Regions from separate parts of the Mus musculus genome. Here region 1 is linked to region 2. A link is a loop called in an ENCODE intact Hi-C map of the cell type or tissue named here. Cell type or tissue: left cerebral cortex. All regions are shown on one strand. Links, peaks and the distances in the headings refer to the core of each region. The heading gives the core; the rest is flanking DNA. Region 1 overlaps Dlg2 (discs large MAGUK scaffold protein 2). Region 2 holds the start of 4930567K12Rik (RIKEN cDNA 4930567K12 gene).

The links. Peaks named below come from ENCODE experiments on the same cell type or tissue, not always from the same donor. Only the 100,000 strongest peaks of a DNase experiment are listed, where the experiment ranks them.
Region 1: it touches region 2 in a loop (2.1-fold over the local background); 2 of 42 quality-filtered maps call a loop at or near these places.

What each region holds. Positions count from the first base shown.
Region 1 is chr7:92,206,978-92,216,188 of GRCm38, reverse strand. All of the region lies in intron 13 of Dlg2 (discs large MAGUK scaffold protein 2), which reads right to left. Among named protein-coding and RNA genes, the nearest start is that of 4930567K12Rik, 92 kb to the right of the region's middle. In left cerebral cortex, for the core only: no CTCF peak of the experiment used is centred there; DNase peaks (open chromatin) are centred at 902, 1,141, 5,301 and 7,447; H3K27ac peaks cover 971 bases.
Region 2 is chr7:92,116,421-92,125,631 of GRCm38, reverse strand. All of the region lies in intron 12 of Dlg2 (discs large MAGUK scaffold protein 2), which reads right to left. 4930567K12Rik (RIKEN cDNA 4930567K12 gene) reads left to right here and starts at 6,121. Exons shown (of 7, transcript NR_131016.1): 1 at 6,121-6,647. In left cerebral cortex, for the core only: no CTCF peak of the experiment used is centred there; DNase peaks (open chromatin) are centred at 2,199 and 4,484.

The DNA.
Region 1 (9,211 bases), core at 576-8,575, 91 kb before region 2:
AATGGACCAAATCTGTTGTACTATCTGCCATGATACCATCTACAAGTCTCCATAAATTTTCATAATTTATAAGTGGTTGAGGAAAAATTAAAACTACAATAATGTATTATAGCACCTGAAAAATACATGGCATTCACATGTCTGCTCTCATAGATAAAGCTTTCTAGCAACGCACATGTGCTTTTCTACTTATGTATCATCTTTGGATGCTTGTATAGTACAAAGACAGGGTTCACTAATTCAATAAAAGCACATTCTATGTACAGCTTAAAACACTTAGCTCAGGTTCTTAGGAAAAAAAAAGTTTGTTGGCTCATTTATGTGAATGGAGTCTCTTGGAATTATGCAGGTTATAGCATGCACTGTTACAAGTCATACTCACAGCAACATTTTTTTAAAAGGAGGCTCAACAGAGTTAAGTCACTTGTCTATAGACTTAGAAAATAGCCAAGGCACTGGTTTGTAGAAAACAATTTTAATACTGACCTATGCCTGTGACCAGCTCTTTTCTCTGATGGCCACTTCTGTCTACATAGCTTTGGAGGTCACACCCAATATAACTTCCTCACCGTGTCTTCTGTCTTCTCTGCTCTCACACTTTGATTTAAATGTAGCCATGGCTCAGGCCAAGGTAAGGTAGGGAACAGTTCAATAAAACAGCAGCAGGATCTACTCATCCTTTCATCCTACTTCCTCTGCTCTCTCAAGTGTGCGTTTGGTTCCCGAGTAGAAGGCTCTGACATCTCTGTCTGGGTAGAAAGTGATGAAGACAGATATGTGATGCTATGCTGGAAGTCTCATTATTGGCTCTTTGCCTACAGAAACTCAACCAGCTTATCTTCTTTCCCAAGGAGCTTCAAACTTACACCGGCTCAGCTGGTTCCTTCCAGATCCTCTAACAAGCTGCTCTGCCCAATTGAGATGTGAAGCTGATATGAGGCTTTTCATATGCTTGTCAGTCTCAGAGAATACCGGGGCTTCCTTTCTTCCTAATTCTCATTGTATCAGAGCTTCCTGGGGTCTCTCAACCACTCCTGGATTTTCATCAGCTTACTGTAGACTGCAAAGTACAATGGCATTTTCCTGTCTGTACATGGAACATAATTTATAACCCAGTTATGGTGAGAGCTTTACTTCTACACAAACACAACTAACGCTGGCAGGCCATCAATTACATAAGGATGTAAGATCAGGCTTCACATATGGTAAGCTTACTGAATGCTTCCAGCAAATGGGGTTTATTATTTCCATTTTAGAGAAGATGACACTGCAGGATTAAGCAGTATGCACCTGGAGAGTAAAGGGTTCAGGCATTTAACCTTGAGATCTCTGACTCCTGAGTGTCTTTGCTGTTGAAGTCAGTTTCTTGCATGACAGTTATAAAGAAGAGGAAGAGGAAAAGGAAGAGGAAGAAGAGGAGGAGGAGGAGGGGAGGAGGAGGAGAAGGAAGAAGAAAAAGAAGAAAAAGAAAGAAAGAAAGAAAGAAAGAAAGAAAGAAAGAAAGAAAGGAAAGAAGGAAGGAAGGAAGGAAGGAAGGGAGAAAGAAAGAAAGAAAGAAAGAAAGAAAGAAAGAAAGAAAGAAAGAAAAGGAAGGAAGGAAGGAAGGAAGGAAGGAAGAAAGAAAGAAAGAAAGAAAGAAAGAAAGAAAGAAAGAAAGAGAAAGAAAGAAAGATAGATAGGTTGGGATGTACTAATTTGCTACAGTATTATCAATTTCAACAATAGGTAAGATTTAAACAAATTAGTAAAATATTTAAAGCAATGTAAACTATAAACTCATCTGTGAAATGGGAAAAACAACACAGACATTCTACTTGTATAAAATGTTTAGCAAAGGAAGTCCAGATGAACAGAAACTAGATTGATAATTTTGGGGGATTTGGAGTGAACACTGAGAGCCAGTGAGGAATTACTAACAGGCATGAAGCTTACTGGGGGGGAGGGGGAGGGGATGATGAAAATGCTCTAAAATTGATTGTGGCAATGGTTGTATAACTCTGAATATATTAAAAATCACCGAATTACATGCTTTAAAGGAATGAATTTTATGTCATATGAAGTCACGACTAACGTAGATAAAGCACCTTTCCTAAATAGACAGAGCACAAAGACTTGCACGGAACAAGAGCTGTGTAGGCATCGCTTTCTGTCATAGTGATCCTGAGCCAGAGACTAGCTACTTTGCCAAACTGATGTACTTTTCCTTACAGAGGTTAAAACTAGACCCCACCCTGGAAGTTGGGTGTGGCCTTGTGTTTGAGCTCTGGCCAAGGAAATGTGAGCTCTGGCCCACATGATAGAACAGAACAGATCTGTCCCACAAAAACATTCCCTTCCCAAGCCTTCGGGTTCTCTTTCTCTCCCATCTGATTCATACAAATCAATCCTTTGTCTTAAAAAAAAAATGCTGGAGATGGAGGAACCATAGGGTCAGGGGAAAAAAGGAAGTTCCTAAATTATTAGGCAAAAAAATTATCTACTGGGCCAAAGGATTAAATTCAGGTTTTAGACTGTGAGAAAGGAAGTTTCTGTCTTGTTCAAATCATTATTCTATTAGGAATGCTGCCCTTAGTGCGTTATGATTAGTTTTAACCCTTCCAATATGAGGACAAATTGGATAGGCTGATCTTGCTAGGTTGGGAGTCCTGAGTAGATATCACAAAGGTTGTCTGGCTAATTTAATTATGATTTTTCCTAGTAATGGGCCATCACTGGACATTTTTGAGAGAGTATGAAACTTTTAAATTGCCTGTGTTAACCTGGGGAACTGAGTCCTTGTTTTGCCCTCTAGCCCCTTGAGGACAGGCTAAATGTACAGCAGGTATCATGCTATGAGACCATGAGCAGCAGCAGCAGCAGCAGCAGCAGCAGCAGCAGCAGCAGCAGCAGCAGCAGCAGCAGCAGCAGCAGCACCAACCACAACAGCAGGGTATGGTTGCAACGGGCAGCCTCAGTCTGCTGCTCCAGGCTTCTCTCCTGCTCCCCTTCATAGAGGACACTGCACCCTGACCTCTTCCCCTTTGTTAAGAGGGAAAACAATACAAATCAGAGACTATCCAATTGGGTTATGTACAGTCCTTGCTAAGTGCTTTCTAAACTATTATCCATCATTCTATAAATAAGGACGGCAAAAAAGAGCTATTATCTTTTCCAGTGAATAATGCCAAAATATTTGCTATTGTCTCTCCTTCTGAGGATTTGCTGTTAAAAGGAACAGGTCTGAGTCATTCTTTAGACAGGGTGAACAGAGGACATACAGACAAAACCAAAAGGTGACAGAATAGAGGAGTCACTTGTCTGGGTGAGTTTCTTAGGTTTATGAGTCCATTCCCATATTTAAGTGTGCCAAACTGAGCCAACAACTGTTATTAAGCTTTGTAATTTTTGGCAAGCCTATCACCTAAGTATGATAACAATGAATTCCATGTCAGAGAGAGGGAAACTGAGGCATGAAAGGCTGAATGAAGCAGCATCCCTATGGTCACATAGGTGGTAAATAACAGAGTTGGGCCTGGACCTGGACCTGGACCTGGACCTGAACCTGAGAAATGCTGAATGACTTCCTGCTCTAGGCCCTTATGACTCTAGACCAATGGATGCATTATCACAGACAATAGAGTTTCTGGAGAATCCAGAGTTTCATAGTGTGCCCAACGTCAATAGCCTGTCTGTGAGGAAGTGGATGTCTGCACTCAGACATGTTGAGTGTCCAAAAGAATAAAACACACACACACACCCACACCCACACCCACACTCACACATACACACACAGCAACAACCACAACCGCCACAACAAAAGGGCCAATGAGGGAGCTTAGTGGTTAAAGAAGATTACCATTGAGTTTTACAACCTGAGTTCAATTCCCAAGACCCAAATAGTAACACACACACACACACACACACACACACACACACACACTAATTTTTTTCTACTAATAAAAGGAGGTTTAAAGAAGAAAGGCCATTGTCCTGGGCTTAGAGACTAGACTGCCTAGACAGAATTCATAATCCATTCATTGACTGAGACTCACAGACTGAAAATCTGACATTTTAGGTAGAAAATATGAACTTCCAGATAGAAAGCGTTAGATACATTGCTGAAAATATCTCCCCTTCCTTAGCACATCAGCATAAAAGAAGAAAAAGAAAAGAATCTGAAATTCTTGCCTCTATCTACTTGCCAGGCAGTTCCCGTTTCTCTCTCACAACATGGCCCCATTGTGTCTCTAGTGCTCCTTAGTTTGCTCTGTTTAAGCCAGATGGGGCAGGGACATTTTAAAGTGAGTTCAGTAGCCCAGGAGACTTCATAAATATATAAATAACGAACACTTCAGCAACTGGGAAATCAGGTGGGAATGAGTTTTCCAAGTGAGCTGGGAGAACAGCTGAAAGTCTACTCTGATAAAAGTTGGAATGTTCCCAGGGTTCATATAACCACACTTCCTTCTCCTTAGAGTAAACCAGGGCCTAGTGAGGAACCAGCGAGGAAGCCCGGACAAAGGGTTCAGAGAAATACGCTGCAGCCCTCTCTGCTGAGCCTCACCAATGTGTTCAAAGGGTACTAAGCAGTCAATGGATGTGAGGTATGAGTTTACAGGCTATAAAACAGACATTTTCAAGGGCTGATTCTCTCCTTCCTTTGAGTCTACGATCCATCCAGACTGAATTTAAAAGAAACTGTAAGCTGAGTCAATTCTCTGTGAAGGGTTATGAAAACATACAGGAATCAGCCGCAATGTAATAAAGTGTTTCTCCTGTCTGGTGTGAGATCAGGCCCTGGGAATACAAACACAGAGCCTAGCCCCTGCTCTGAAGAAGTTCATGAGCTTCAAGGAGAGTTACGTATTCACAAATAAAATGGAAGAAGTTACATCTATGAACATAGAAGAATGTGCATGAGCTGTTCAGTGAATAGAAGGGTGGGAAGAAGGCTGTTTATGCTTCAGTAAAGGGGATTTTGTTACCTACCCCTAGAATCCCAAGGGATGTTAACCATCCAGAAAAGTGTATGAGTTACGGTCTGGATGGAGACAGCAAGGTGAATGGAAACAATCCACAGGTACATAAAGCAACCTGAAGTCTGTGGTTGTGAACGATGCTCGATGCTCGGAAGCTCAATGGATGGCTGACTCCAAGGAAAAGGTGTGACAGGCAAGTCTCAGCAGCACAGGTCACGAGACCCTAAGCAGCAGCCAGGGAAGCTTCTGAAAGCTGCTCAACAGTGTGAACATGGTCTGGTTAGCACTTTAAAAGATCACCTTGGTAACCATGTGGAGGATGGACTGGAGGTGTTAGAGAGAACAGTGAGGGGGCAGATGCAGCAAGCCAGGTGGGAGGGACGAGGCCTGGTCTTAAGCAGCACCAGTATGGATGGAATGAGGAGGGGACAGATGTTCCCTTGGGGAAAAACTGGGGTGGAGGTAATGAAGACTGGGTTCTGCTCCCAGCTTTTGTACAATATCCTTGCATGACCTTAGAGAAGCCCTTCTTTTCCCGGATCTTGCTTCCAAACTTGTCAGGTAAAAGAGAAACTACATATGTGTATTCGGTGACTACTTCTCATTCACCAGGCAGGGCAGTCCATCAGTGAATGTTCTAATTCCTTGATTCATATACTAGTGGATGGATATATTGTTGTATACATCATAAAAATTATTACAAAGCTCCATCCAAGGCAACAAATTAGCTTGAAGCACATTAGCACTTACTGATCATATGTCTTATGATATTGCAGACCTATGATGAACTAATAATGACTGTCTCTGGGCGCAGAAAAGGGAAGTTGTAGCCAGTGATCAACTTGAGTCAACGAACACTGAGAAGGAGGCTTTTTGTGCAGTACTGAGGTTGTGTCAGTCAGGAAGAAGAAAAAGAGGTGTAGGACATGGTTCCTGACATAAAAGGCTCCTTAATCACAAATGAAATAAAAGTATTGTTACTACTGCTAGAAAGCTGCAAAGCACCATGGGAGAGCAGAAATAAAAGAGAACTTTAACCAAGTTTTAAAAGTAAATTCACCTTTGCTTTTTACCAGAGCAAACGGAAGTATGGCTGCCTTTTCCTCGGTTCACACCTGCTAAGAATCCCCTTCAAGACAGGAGGGCATTTACTTTAAGAAAGGATTCTTCTATGGGTTCGGCTTTTGAGTAGGCGTTCCTTGCAACAACTAAACACGTTCTTTGCACTCAAACCAATCAGTCAAAGGTGATGACACAGGGATTGTGACAGAAAGTAGAGAAGTGGCAATTCTAGATTTTATATAGGCCAAAGTACCCTGAACAGTGCCTAGCATCCAACTTGGGGCTCAGCAAATGTTCAACTGACATGAACAAACTCAAAATGTTAGAGGAAATGAAGTTAAGTCAAAACAAAACAAAACCAAAACACTTCAAATGTAACTAGCTAGAGAATACACGTCAGAAAACTTATTTTAATATACGAAGTCATGGTGGTGCACACCTTTGATCCCAGCACTCGGGAGGCGGAGGCAGGCGGATTTCTGAGTTCGAGGCCAGCCTGGTCTACAAAGTGAGTTCTAGGACAGCCAGGGCTATACAGAGAAACCATGTCTCAAAAAAAAAAAAAAAAAAAAAAAAAAAGCAAAGCAAAACAAAACAAAACAAAAAGTCAGGAAGAATTTCCCAAAACACTGACTTATAAAACAAAATTCTGCAAGGTTTTACAGGTCATAACCACAGTCCTAAAGTCTTGGAAAGTTGATGTCATCCAGTTTGCTTCATGATGCATTTGGTTGGCCAATTCGGGTCTTTAAGCCAAGGGGAGCACAGCGTCTGATGCTTTCCTTAAGAAAAAATAATTTTCATTCCTTAAAATACAGCCAGCTGATTAGATTTTCAACATGAGAAGGCCGTACTTGGCAAAGGCACTGCGTAGAATTTGATGTGAATAGGACAAAGAGAGTTCTACTAGGAACCAGCTGAACGAAGTTGCTGGTTTGGGAGGTGAGATACTGCATGGAAAAAGCTTTGAAATGGATTAAGCGTTCTAGGTTAACAATGCAAGTAGAAGTAAAAACATGTGCTGAATTGTGATGCATTTTGTGAACAAAGGAGCCTTGGGTATTGATGTCTCAGCTGGAAAGTATGATAATATATACTTGAAAGGTCTTTGGCTAGTAAGGACCAGTCATACAAGGTGTGGAATAAGACATAGCCTTGGGATTGTAAGCCTTATTAGAGGCCAGCTAAGATGGCCACCTCACTGACCACCATTGGAAGAAGGAGTTCATGGAGAGACAGACATTTCTCCTAGAGGCTTTTGGCTGCAGGCTAACTTGGTTATCACTCAGGCTCTGTAATTCATTACTTATCATTGAACTGGACAATCACTCTACCGCATGTAAGCATGGGTCCTGACGGTAAAGAATGCCGACAATCGGGATTGGTAAATGGAAAGGCAGTGGGATAATTGATGTAAATGCCTTAATACAGTGCCAGGCACACAACGGGCATGGCAACTATTACAAGTATAATTAGTTTTGCTGAAAAAGAAATGTTCTTTCCAAAAATGGCTAGAATTCATTTCAGACATGTATGAGACTGAAATAAAATGTATGGACGATGAATTTGCAGAAAAGAGAGTGGGTGTTTCATTTTAATATAATTGTGATGTGCTGAACTTCGCAGAATCTTCTGTCAATCATAAGCATTCCTTATAGTAAAATTATTCTGTGAGTGAACTTGGACCTTATATACAAGGCTTTACTAAATATGTTCTGCTTTCATATGCCACTGAGGTGCATGGGGCACTTCTGCATGCTTTGATAATACAAAGAACACCAGCATGGAGGGACCATTTGAATCTCAGCCATCACTTCATGGCTATAAACCCTGGCCATCAATGAAACAAAATACTAGCCTCAGTCTCCATGACGGTATACTACAAATAATCATCACAATCAAATCATTCGCATGGTTTTGAAAGAGTTTTGTGAGATTAAAATGTATTTACTGAGTTCTTTCTAAACCTTTATGAGTCTTTTCTCATAAAGAAACTAAAATCCTCTTAGCATGTGACCTCCCAGATATGTGGACTGTATGTTCAGGGTCTGCAGTTCAGAGTCAGCCAGGTGGAATCAACTGGTCTGAGAGAAACAGAGAGTGAATAAATGATCCCCCCAAACATCTGTTGTTCTTCCTGTGTTTCAGATAGGTCTTTAACCAGGGCTACAGTGGGTGTCAAGTGTAGCTACACTAGGAGCAGGATGCATACATCTGAATACACTAAATATCAGAAACTCTGGGGACTGTGGCCATGCTGCAACTTTCCAAAACTCCTCACCAATCACTGCTTCTGAGTGTCTATCTAGAGCAAACACCTAAAGGATTTCAGTAAAGCAGACAGAGACAGAGGTCCAAATAGGTCACAGAAACAGAACAATATGCAAATGAGAAACCAAGGCACATAGCTCAGTTATAATCCAAGCAGGCCTTGCAAGATCCAGAGCAGGCACTCAAAGAGCGGTGTAAAAGGGAGCAGTGGAGGACTCCAGAGTGTATGCAGACACCCCCACCCCTGTGTGTGTGTGTGTGTGTGTGTGTGTTAGAACTAAAGGAAATAAATAATTTATATTCTCTTACATATAAAAAGAAGTTAATTAAGCCAGGTAGTAGCTTAATGAGGAGAGGCACCATGAGATTTTCTCATTTTCACCTAGGCCACTTTACCAGGGGCTCTGGCAGAAGTTGGAGCCGAAATTAAGGTGAAGTCTTTTGCTCAAAGAACCAAGAACAGAGGAAAGAAATGTAACTTCAACATAGAACTGGTCAGACCATGATTCCAAGAGTGAGAATTGACTGAAAGAGTGAGCAAAATGTAACAATGATAACAGACACCGGTGGCGTGCTCTTTTTGTCTACTGTGCATTTACAGGGACTTCAATGCCTTTAAATTGCCTATTTTGATGGAATAATTGAAAAACGTCAAGGGGATTGTGAATTATTTTAAAAAAAACATAAATGAATAGAACCTCTTATAGTTAAAGGACGGGTTTTACCCTTTTTCTTAAAAGATTTTAAAACTAAAAGGATAGAAAATTATGATGATTCCTGAGTACTTAGGTATTATAACCCAAACAATTGCTTTCATATTCCTATTTTACTTAGAGTAACGTAAGTAGCTGATAAAGACTCTTACTTCTTATAGTTCTCTTAGAATTAAAATATCAGTTTGGTTTTTTTTTCTTTTGTTT
Region 2 (9,211 bases), core at 846-8,845:
ATCCCTTTGTTCACAGGGCAGGATGCTATGCCCAAGAGAAGACTTCAAAGTTGATCCACGTAGCTACATGTTCAACACATTTCCTTGTTTTGGCTTTGGGAAACTTTAACAATTCTGAGTAGTTAGATTCAGGCATGGATTACTACTTTGCTTCCCTAGCTGGCTTGCCTCATCTGTAATCTTCAAGTTGATGGCATTTCTCCCTCAGAATAACTCTGTTAAAAATATCCTCATTGATATCTGGGGTTTCTTTTGCCTCTCCTCTGGTTTTTTATTCGGGTGAGCTTTCTTTTTCAAACATTTGACTATGCATTAGTTTTGGGAAGTCCACTGTGCTAGGCCTACTGTACCAACCATTAGATAGATAAGTGACAGTCCTATCTCCTCTCTGAGGCCATTTTCTCTCATCTCTGAAGGAAGGAACAGTTAGACCATTATGGTCTAAAGTGCCTGTGGTGGTAGGCACACATACTTGTATTTTTTTTTTAATTTATTTTTATTCGAGACAGAGTTTCTCTGTGTAGTCCTGGCTGTCCTGGAACTCACTTTGTAGACTAGGCTGGCCTCGAACTCAGAGATCTGCCTGCCTCTGCATCCCAAGTGCTGAGATTAAAGGTGTACACCACCACTGCCCAGCTACATGCTTGTATTCTTGGTCCCTCTTCTGAAGTTTCTGAAGACAGCAACAGTGTACTAATATTACATTAAATAAATAATAAATAAATAGATACATGATTAAATATTAAATATTTATTATTTAATATACCAGTATAATAAATAATATTTAGTAATGTATAAATGAGGGTATATTATGTACATAGTTTCATATCTTCATTTTACTCAGAAAGATTTCTGAATTGTTATTATTATTTTGAGACAGGTTTTCTCCATGCAGTTCCTGGAACTCACTATATAGTCCAGGTTGGCCTCAAACTCAGAAATCATCCTGATTCATTTCCCAAGTGCTCAGACTAAAGGAGTATGCTGCTACAGCCAATCTCATGGAATGTTCTTAGTTAAATACTACACATACACATCGACCTCATAGATCTTAATGCTGTATAGGATCCTAGGGTTTCGCACATAACATTTTATGTCACTAGTTCAGTTAATGAACACACTGCTTCTTTAACACTTTGCTATTATAAACAATTCAGTAATATGTACCAACTAGTGGTAAGTTGAATAAAGGTAATTTTGATAGACATTGTCAAGTTACTTCTAAAAATGGGGCATTCATTTATATTTCTACTAATAACATAATCATATTTTTATACTAATTATTTACATATACCAAAACATTTGACGTTTTCTATTTTGATAAGTAAATAATTATATATTTAATTATATTTCTTCATTTATGAAGATACTTTTTTATACTAATTGGCTATTTTAATTTATTTTACATAAAATGTATGACCCACTATATTTGCTGAATTTTTGTTTAGTTTGTTCTTTTTAAAGTTTTATCTGTATTTTTTTTAAATTAGTATTCCTCTTTGAAAACACATTTTACATTATGAAACATCATATTATTATGTTATCTCTTGTTATAGAGAATTGTAAAATGTTTTGTATAGTCACACTTATCATTTTATATTTCTTATTCCAACTGATCTAATAAATTTCCCGTATTGTCCTGTAGTGTGATTATAGCTTTGATTTGGCTATTCAAAATCATAAGAACTCATGTCCCTGGACTTTAATAGAGTGACAGTTCTTGCTAAACAATTTTACAATTCATGGAGAATAGTTTTTAAATGTGAGAGGAAGACCAGGTCATAGTATTCTGGGACACAGAGAAGGTACCAGGGGCATATGGTCGTTTTCTGCAGGAAATAGCACTGAGAAAATACTGGATTGATTTATCCAGATGAGGATGGATGGACCATAGTTTCTCCAGAAGGATGCAAAATCAAACTTTTATCAGCAATAATAAAATCAAGGAATGACTTTTGGAGAATACTACTATCTTGAAATGAGAGTAGCTTCAACCCACAGATTTAACAGAATTATTAGTTGTGAAAAAATACAAAGGGGTGGCCCAGTGGGAAAAATTTACAGAACCAGTGCCAGGTTTCAATTAAAATCGTCAGATAAAAGCACAAAGGAATCTACAGCAAATTATTTCACAGTTAGGGGGGCTGGGGAGAACATGGCAGTGAGGCAGCCAAGAAGAAACTGGGGCAGAATCCAAAGTAGCTCTCTTTTCTTGTTTTTCAGAAAGACTATGGATAGGAAGGTACACAGATGCAGTCCCAGCATTTTAAGAAAATGTAGCCCCAGAGCTTTTGTCTCTAATTGCATATGCAGCAGAGGATGGCCTAGCCGGCCATCAATGGGAGGAGAGGCCCTTGGTCTTTCGAAGATTATATGCCCTAGTACAGGGGAATGGCAGGGCCAGGAAGCGGGAGTGGGTGGGTTGGGGAGCAGGGTGGGGGGAGGGTATTAGGGACTTTTGGGATAGCATTTGAAATGTAAATGAAGAAAATATCTAATAAAAAAGTAAATGTAGAAGGATCTTGTCTTTTCTCTGAGGTGGAGAAATGACCTCAGTGTTCTGAAGTGATGTAATAGAGTGAGCAGACACGCACAACTCTCACAGACTTACTCCGTCCACCAAGGAGACACTGGGAAATAATAGTGTGGGGGCCTGCCATTCCTTGGGGCCTCTGGGTTGTAAATGCAGTGATTTCCATGATTTAAAAAAACCCTCAAATGTGTCTGGGAATTATTAAACTGTTTTTCCACCTCTCATTTTGTACTAAAGAAGGTGAGACATAAACAACAAATATAATAAAAACACTCACATATACTAAGTGAATGAAGCAGAGAAATTACCGGCATTTCATAATCTAGAGTTTGAGCCACCTGGGTGTCAAGCATAGGGTACATAGAGGAAGTAAGGGAACAACGCGTGGAATCTTGATTGCTATGATAAGTTTTGTTAGGAAGTGCTCAAAGTGCTACTGAAGCCTGGAACATTTCCCCCGTGTTTGGGAGGATGACCCTGGTAATGGTCAGGTCAGGATTCAAGACCTAAGTGATCAAAAATAAGATAACCAGACAGGAGATGAAGGTAAGCTAGCAAATGCTGTAAGATGGAGGGCTGAATCATGAAAACCCAGATGGCACTGAGGAAGAGATGGGGACAGACTTGAGAGAAGAAACAGAGGAGGTGGGGGCTTATGCAGCTGTCCTCAAGTGTTCTCAGATCCATCCAGAGTTCAAATAATATGTGTACTCTTCATTGGGTTAGAAATGGAAGGTAAAAAACATGTCATAACTTTTACTTACTGGGCCTGCCAGGGTGCCATAATTCAAGAGAAACCTAAATGGAAAGCGAGTTTGGATGAGAGAGGATCCTGCATTTCATTTTGGAAATGTTAAGTTTGTTATCTCCATTGGATATGTATGGCTTTTCAGGCTCTTGAAAGAGATATACCAGGAGTTTAGAGAAATGGACAATGTTAATAATTATTTTGGTTTTTATATCCCCAGGGTCCATACATGAGCACAGGAGAGCCACATGCAGAAGAGGTTTGCTGTACAAAGTAGCAATACTCAGATATCACACGCTACAGAGCAGAATCAAGGTTAGAAAGCTCCTAGAACTTGTATGGTTAGGGCATAGAATTATCATCTACTGTTGGTTCCTCTCTAGTCACACATGAGGCAAGAGGGTGACCTGGGCTAGTATAAGATTAATCCAATAAAAGGCCAGTTAATGGACTAGAAGAAATGCTAGAGTGGGAGGTCCTGAAAAAGGAAGCATGGGACCACGTGAATTTAGGGATCCCAAACTGAAGTACTTTCTCACTGTAAGCCTATTCCATTGGGACTATCCCCCCCCTCTCTGTGCCTTACTTTCTTCACTGAGGAAGAGAGATTCATACTCAATGTCTGAGGTCCCTTCCAGTGTTTAATAAACAATCATACTCTATCCTCTATCCTCAGTAGACATTTTTGTTGACAACTTGAGAAAAATGGTTCACTCAGCTTTAAAGTTTTATAGCACCCCAAAGCAAGTTTCAAAGTGAATGAACTATAAATTGCATGTGAAGTAGAAATTTCTAATTAAGTTTCCTGTTCCTCCTGGAGGCAGTGGCACTTGGCAGAGAGCGATAACACTTCTGACAGTAACTGCCTGAGAACTCAGGACTAGAATTCTGGAACACAGGGAAAATGAAAAATTGATATTGGATATTTACGTGTCTTAGAAGTTAAATATGAACATTCTCTTTAAATTTGGCTCACTGATGCAAAAAAAGTGCAAAATTATATTTAAAAAATATTTTAAAATGTCTGAGCTGTGCCAAAGGCATCTGTAGAGGGCTGGTCACTTTGCAGCCTGTAACTGAAAATAATAACATCTGTTTAGTTACGTAAACCCAACCTATGGGATAAAGCACAGGAAAGAACTTTCAGGATCCATGTACTTGGAATAATAAGTCTCTCAATGACAGCGAAGGAAGGGTGCCTGGGACCTTGCCAACTACTGCACAAACCCATGATCTAGTCACCATCTCCAGTGCTGATGAGTTTAACTAGAGGCTTATAAATCTCTATATTTACTATATATTTTCATTTGGACACTGAAGATTTCAAACTTGTGCTCAAAGTCAAGCAATTTTCTCCTGAACCTGACTGCTTTCTCCTTTACTTTTAACAGATAACAATACCACATCCACCACTTTAGCTCCTCAACAAAGACTTATTCCTATCTCCTCTCTCCTCTTCTCCTGTAACCCATCTGCAGCTCTATTTCATCTAGCGAGAGACCCTGTTACTCTTTTGCTGATACACTCCACCTTTGGCAGCCAAGCAGTTGTTCTTGGGATGTAGCAGGAGCCTATGAATTTCTACTGTGCCTGGGATTGCTTCATGCTCACATCATTTCTATTTAACCAGTTAGATATAAAGTTCACATAAAGTCCACATCTTTCCTTCCCTTACCATCTTTTAATTGGCTTCTTTTTTTTTTATTAGATATTTTCTTTATTTACTGGTCAAATGTTATCCCCTTCTTTAGTTTCCCCTCCGAAAAATCCCCTATCCTCCTCCCCCTTCCCCTGCTCCCCAACCCACCCATTCCCTCTTCCTGGCCCTGGCATTCCCCGATACTGGGGCATAGAACCTTCACAGGACCAAGGGCCTCTCCTCCCATTGATGACCGACTAGGCCATCTTCTGCTACATATGCAGCTAGAGCCATGAGTCCCACCATCGTTTTCTTTGTTTGGTGGTTTAGTCCCAGGGAGTTCTGGGGGTACTGGTTAGTTCATATTGGCTTCTTGTTCATTTGATTTGAATAAATCCAAAGTCCTGGCCTTGATCCCTGCCCATCCCTCTATTCCATTTCATATCACTCTTTGCTGTTTTCCCACAAGGGACTTCATTCTGTTTGGCCTCAGTATAAGTTCCTTCAGGCTCTGGGTATCTATGCCAGAGATCTGGACAGCTGACATATTCTTTGGCCATTCTCATATCTGGTCAGTTCTTTTCCCAATTCTCAGCTTATGTGCCAGTTTCTTAGAGCATTTTGATTATGCTCCCTCAAACTTAACCTCTTTGCCTGTCTTGGAAAGACTTGTGTTTTAATTTACAGAATTCAGACCTATTTGGTAACTTGCCTCACATATCAAAAAATCTTCCCTTGAATAAAAATTTTATCTCTTTACCTCCATCCCCTTAATAGTTAGAACACTATGTAGAGGCTAGGTAATAGTCCTTCAATTAATAAATGTTTATAACCATTAGATCACATCATTTTATTTAAAATCATCAAATTTTATTTGCCAATTAATTACAATTTACTTATAATAAACCAGGTACGGTTAAGACGCCTTTTCATGACTTTGTCTTCCTGGGGGGAGGGGGGGAGTACTGTAGTCATGGAAACAGACTCTTTGAGGGTAGGGCTTAAGAATCTTCACTTCTGCAAAGCTCTATGCTGATAGATGATTAGTCAGATGTGGGCTATCCCTTGGTGATGTAGCTCTTTATTTTCTCTATGTTGTGTCAGAACTTTGTTATTTGACAAACTTTCTGGGTTTTGGGGGGGCACTCACCAGTTATGATGCAGTAGAACAGCCCCAGACTATCTCCCCTTAACACATAGACTTGAGGGAGAGTATATAAGCATGAGAACGGTAGTCTGAAAAACGCATCACAACTTCACTGTCATTCCAAGGTCATGTCCATCATTTGTTTGTTTGTTTCATGGAAGCATCTGTGTAATACAAGGGTAAACTGTGTAGGGCTCTAGGTGTATTGGTGGTATCCATGAAGGTACAACTGCACAGGCTTGTAACCTTGGAAACACTACTGCCAAGAATCCTCATGTTTGTTTTCCCTCACAATGCCAGGCAAAGAGTGAGACTGTACTGCTAAAAGATACACTGTATCTGTCACCTTCTGTTCTCTCTCTTCAAACACCCCATCCTGGGCTGAAATGGGTGTGTTCTCTGAGACTGATTTTAATTAGAGTAAAATTCAAGGCAATCGTTGGTGGATTCTGGTAATAATTTAACCTCTGAAGTTGATGAACATTCTGTCCTCTGAGTCACCTTCCAGCCCTATCAGTTTAATATTAAAATAAGGAGACTGCCAGGAAGTGCTTTATTCATCTTCCAAAATTCTCTTTTGGTATGTATGTGGTTTCTAGATTGCTGACATGTTTTTACTGAATTAACCTACTGTTAATGGCCATCAACATTGAATTGAATAAACAGATTATGAAATATTTATTTAGCAAAGCATATACATCCATTAAAAGCAACAACATATACTCTAAGATTCTGAAGTTGAAAAATGTTCATGATACATTGCTAAGTCAGAAGAAAGTTTCAGAAGGCTGTTTATATATATTCCAATTTCTTCATAAAAAAATCAATAGTAAAGATATATAACCTTATAGAAAATTGGTTATGATAAATCACATAACCAAATACTAAAAGATGTTTTAAAGGGCTACAGTACTATGACTGGGTGTGGTAGAAATGTTGATGTTTCTTTTTAAAGCCTACAGTAAGGTCCGCATGATTTTTTAAGTCATTACAGGTAAACATAACAAAATTAGAAATTATAGCGTGAAGCAGTTTTAATGACTGAATGTGAAGTTTGTGTTTCTTTTATTGCCCAGTCTAATTTTCATATTATATTCCATTTCCAAATGAATGTTGTTAAATTAAGTTGTCTACCTTAAACACAAAACAACACATGGATTTGAAAGCAGCAAAGAAGGTTCTTTCTACTTATCCCTAAGTGCCATCTATTAGGCTCATTAATTCACTAATTAGGTTTTTCTAATCTCATTGTTTCATCTAAATGGATACAAAGGCTTACAATCAGATTACATTTACCACTACTGTTGAGGAATGATACTTATGAGTCTATTTTCCCTTGAAGCTGCCTTTTTATTTTGTTCTTATCTACTTTTCAACACAAGTCCTAAGTATTGATCCAGATCATCACAGTGGATTTCCTTTCCAATTTATTTTGTACAATTTCAAATAGCAGAAAACTTGGAGAACTCTGAAATCTCACAGAACTTCCATTAAGACCCAACAGTTCTTAAAGTTTGACATTTGTTCTTTCTCTCTCACTCTTTCCTTAATTCTTACCCATCTTTCTGTTGGAACAGGAAGAGAGGTCTGGAGCCATCACCATAACATTTTCTCAATAATTTGTATCTGTCAGCAAGGCGCCTCTCCTCAGCATAAAGATGCTTTCTCTATACTCCTCATGCCATTTTCTATCAAAGGAACCCAACAAAACTAAAAATAGTTCTATGCTATATAACATAATGCATTTATTCAGATTTCCTAGGTGTCTTCCTTAAGAATCTTTCAGTGATATTTTATTTAATGATTTATTTATTCCTATTGTAGGTACATTGGCATTTTTAGTTACATGTCTGTCTGTGTGAGGGTATTTGGTCTCTTAGAACTGGGAGATACAGTGAGCTGCCATGCGAGTTCTGATAATTAAACCTGGGTACTCTGGAAGAACAACCAGTGCTCTTTGACACTGAGCCAGCCATCTCTCCAGGCTTGGAGTTTTTTTTTCTTAAATCCAGAAATTGATCACTGTGTGTGAATTGCATCTGGTTTTTATTATGAGTTGTTAGTCATTATTAATCTAGAACATGACATCACTTTTCTTTTAAATGTACTGACGTTTTAAAGGATGATATCAGGCCAGATGTTTTTGAACTCTCCCACAACTTGTGTCTACTTATTTGTCTGATCATAACTAAGTCAAAAATTTTAGCACAGCCTAAGCAATGTTGTGTATGGCTTACTGCATTGCAGTGGAGCAGCCACACGTGTTGCTGCCTTAGCATTTGTAATGTCCAGGTTGGTTACTTGTGTAAGGACCAAAACATCTCTTCATTCCAAAGATAACCTTTCTCTTTGTTGGTAGGAAATCTGGAGTAATTTTTTTAAAGTCACAGGATCCTTTCTCTCAACGTCCTCTTTTCTTTCTTTCTTTCTTTCTTTCTTTCTTTCTTTCTTTCTTTCTTTCTTTCTTTCTTTCTTCCTTCCTTCCTTCCTTCCTTCCTTCCTTCCTTCCTTCCTTCCTTTCTTTCTTTCTTTCTTTCTTTCTTTCTTTCTTTCTTTCTTTCTTTCTTTCCTTCTTCTTCTTCTTCTTCTTCTTCTTCTTCTTCTTCTTCTTCTTCTTCTTCTTCTTCTTCTTCTTCTTCTTCTTCTTCTTCTTCTCCTTCTTATTTTTTCCTTTTGGAAACACCTATTGATTATACTTGTCTAAACATTTTATCAAGGTTTGAAAATGGTGAGTTTTGTATTTTTCTATTTCTTGTGAAACCATTGACTGATACTCTCATGCAGAAAACCTTCTTCCTTTCTTTCTTAGTATCATCACAGACTCAAATTTCTTGATACTCCATGTTGTTTTCTAATGTTTCTAATTATCTGCCAACTTTTTCCCTAATCTCAATCTTTCCTTTCTCATACTCTTCTTTTCACAGTTTCAAGTTCTTAGACCCTCGTTAGACACTTGGTATATCCTAGCCCGTCTACTTTTTTCTCCAAATGTGAGTGTTCACATTATACATGAGGCAGATGGTTCTCTTCTATGGTTCTATTTGTAGATTGTATGTAGATATATTTTCTTTTATAAAGAATTAGTTTGGGGTTGGAGAGATGGCTCCATGGTTGAGAGGACTTCCAGAGGTCCTGAATTCAATT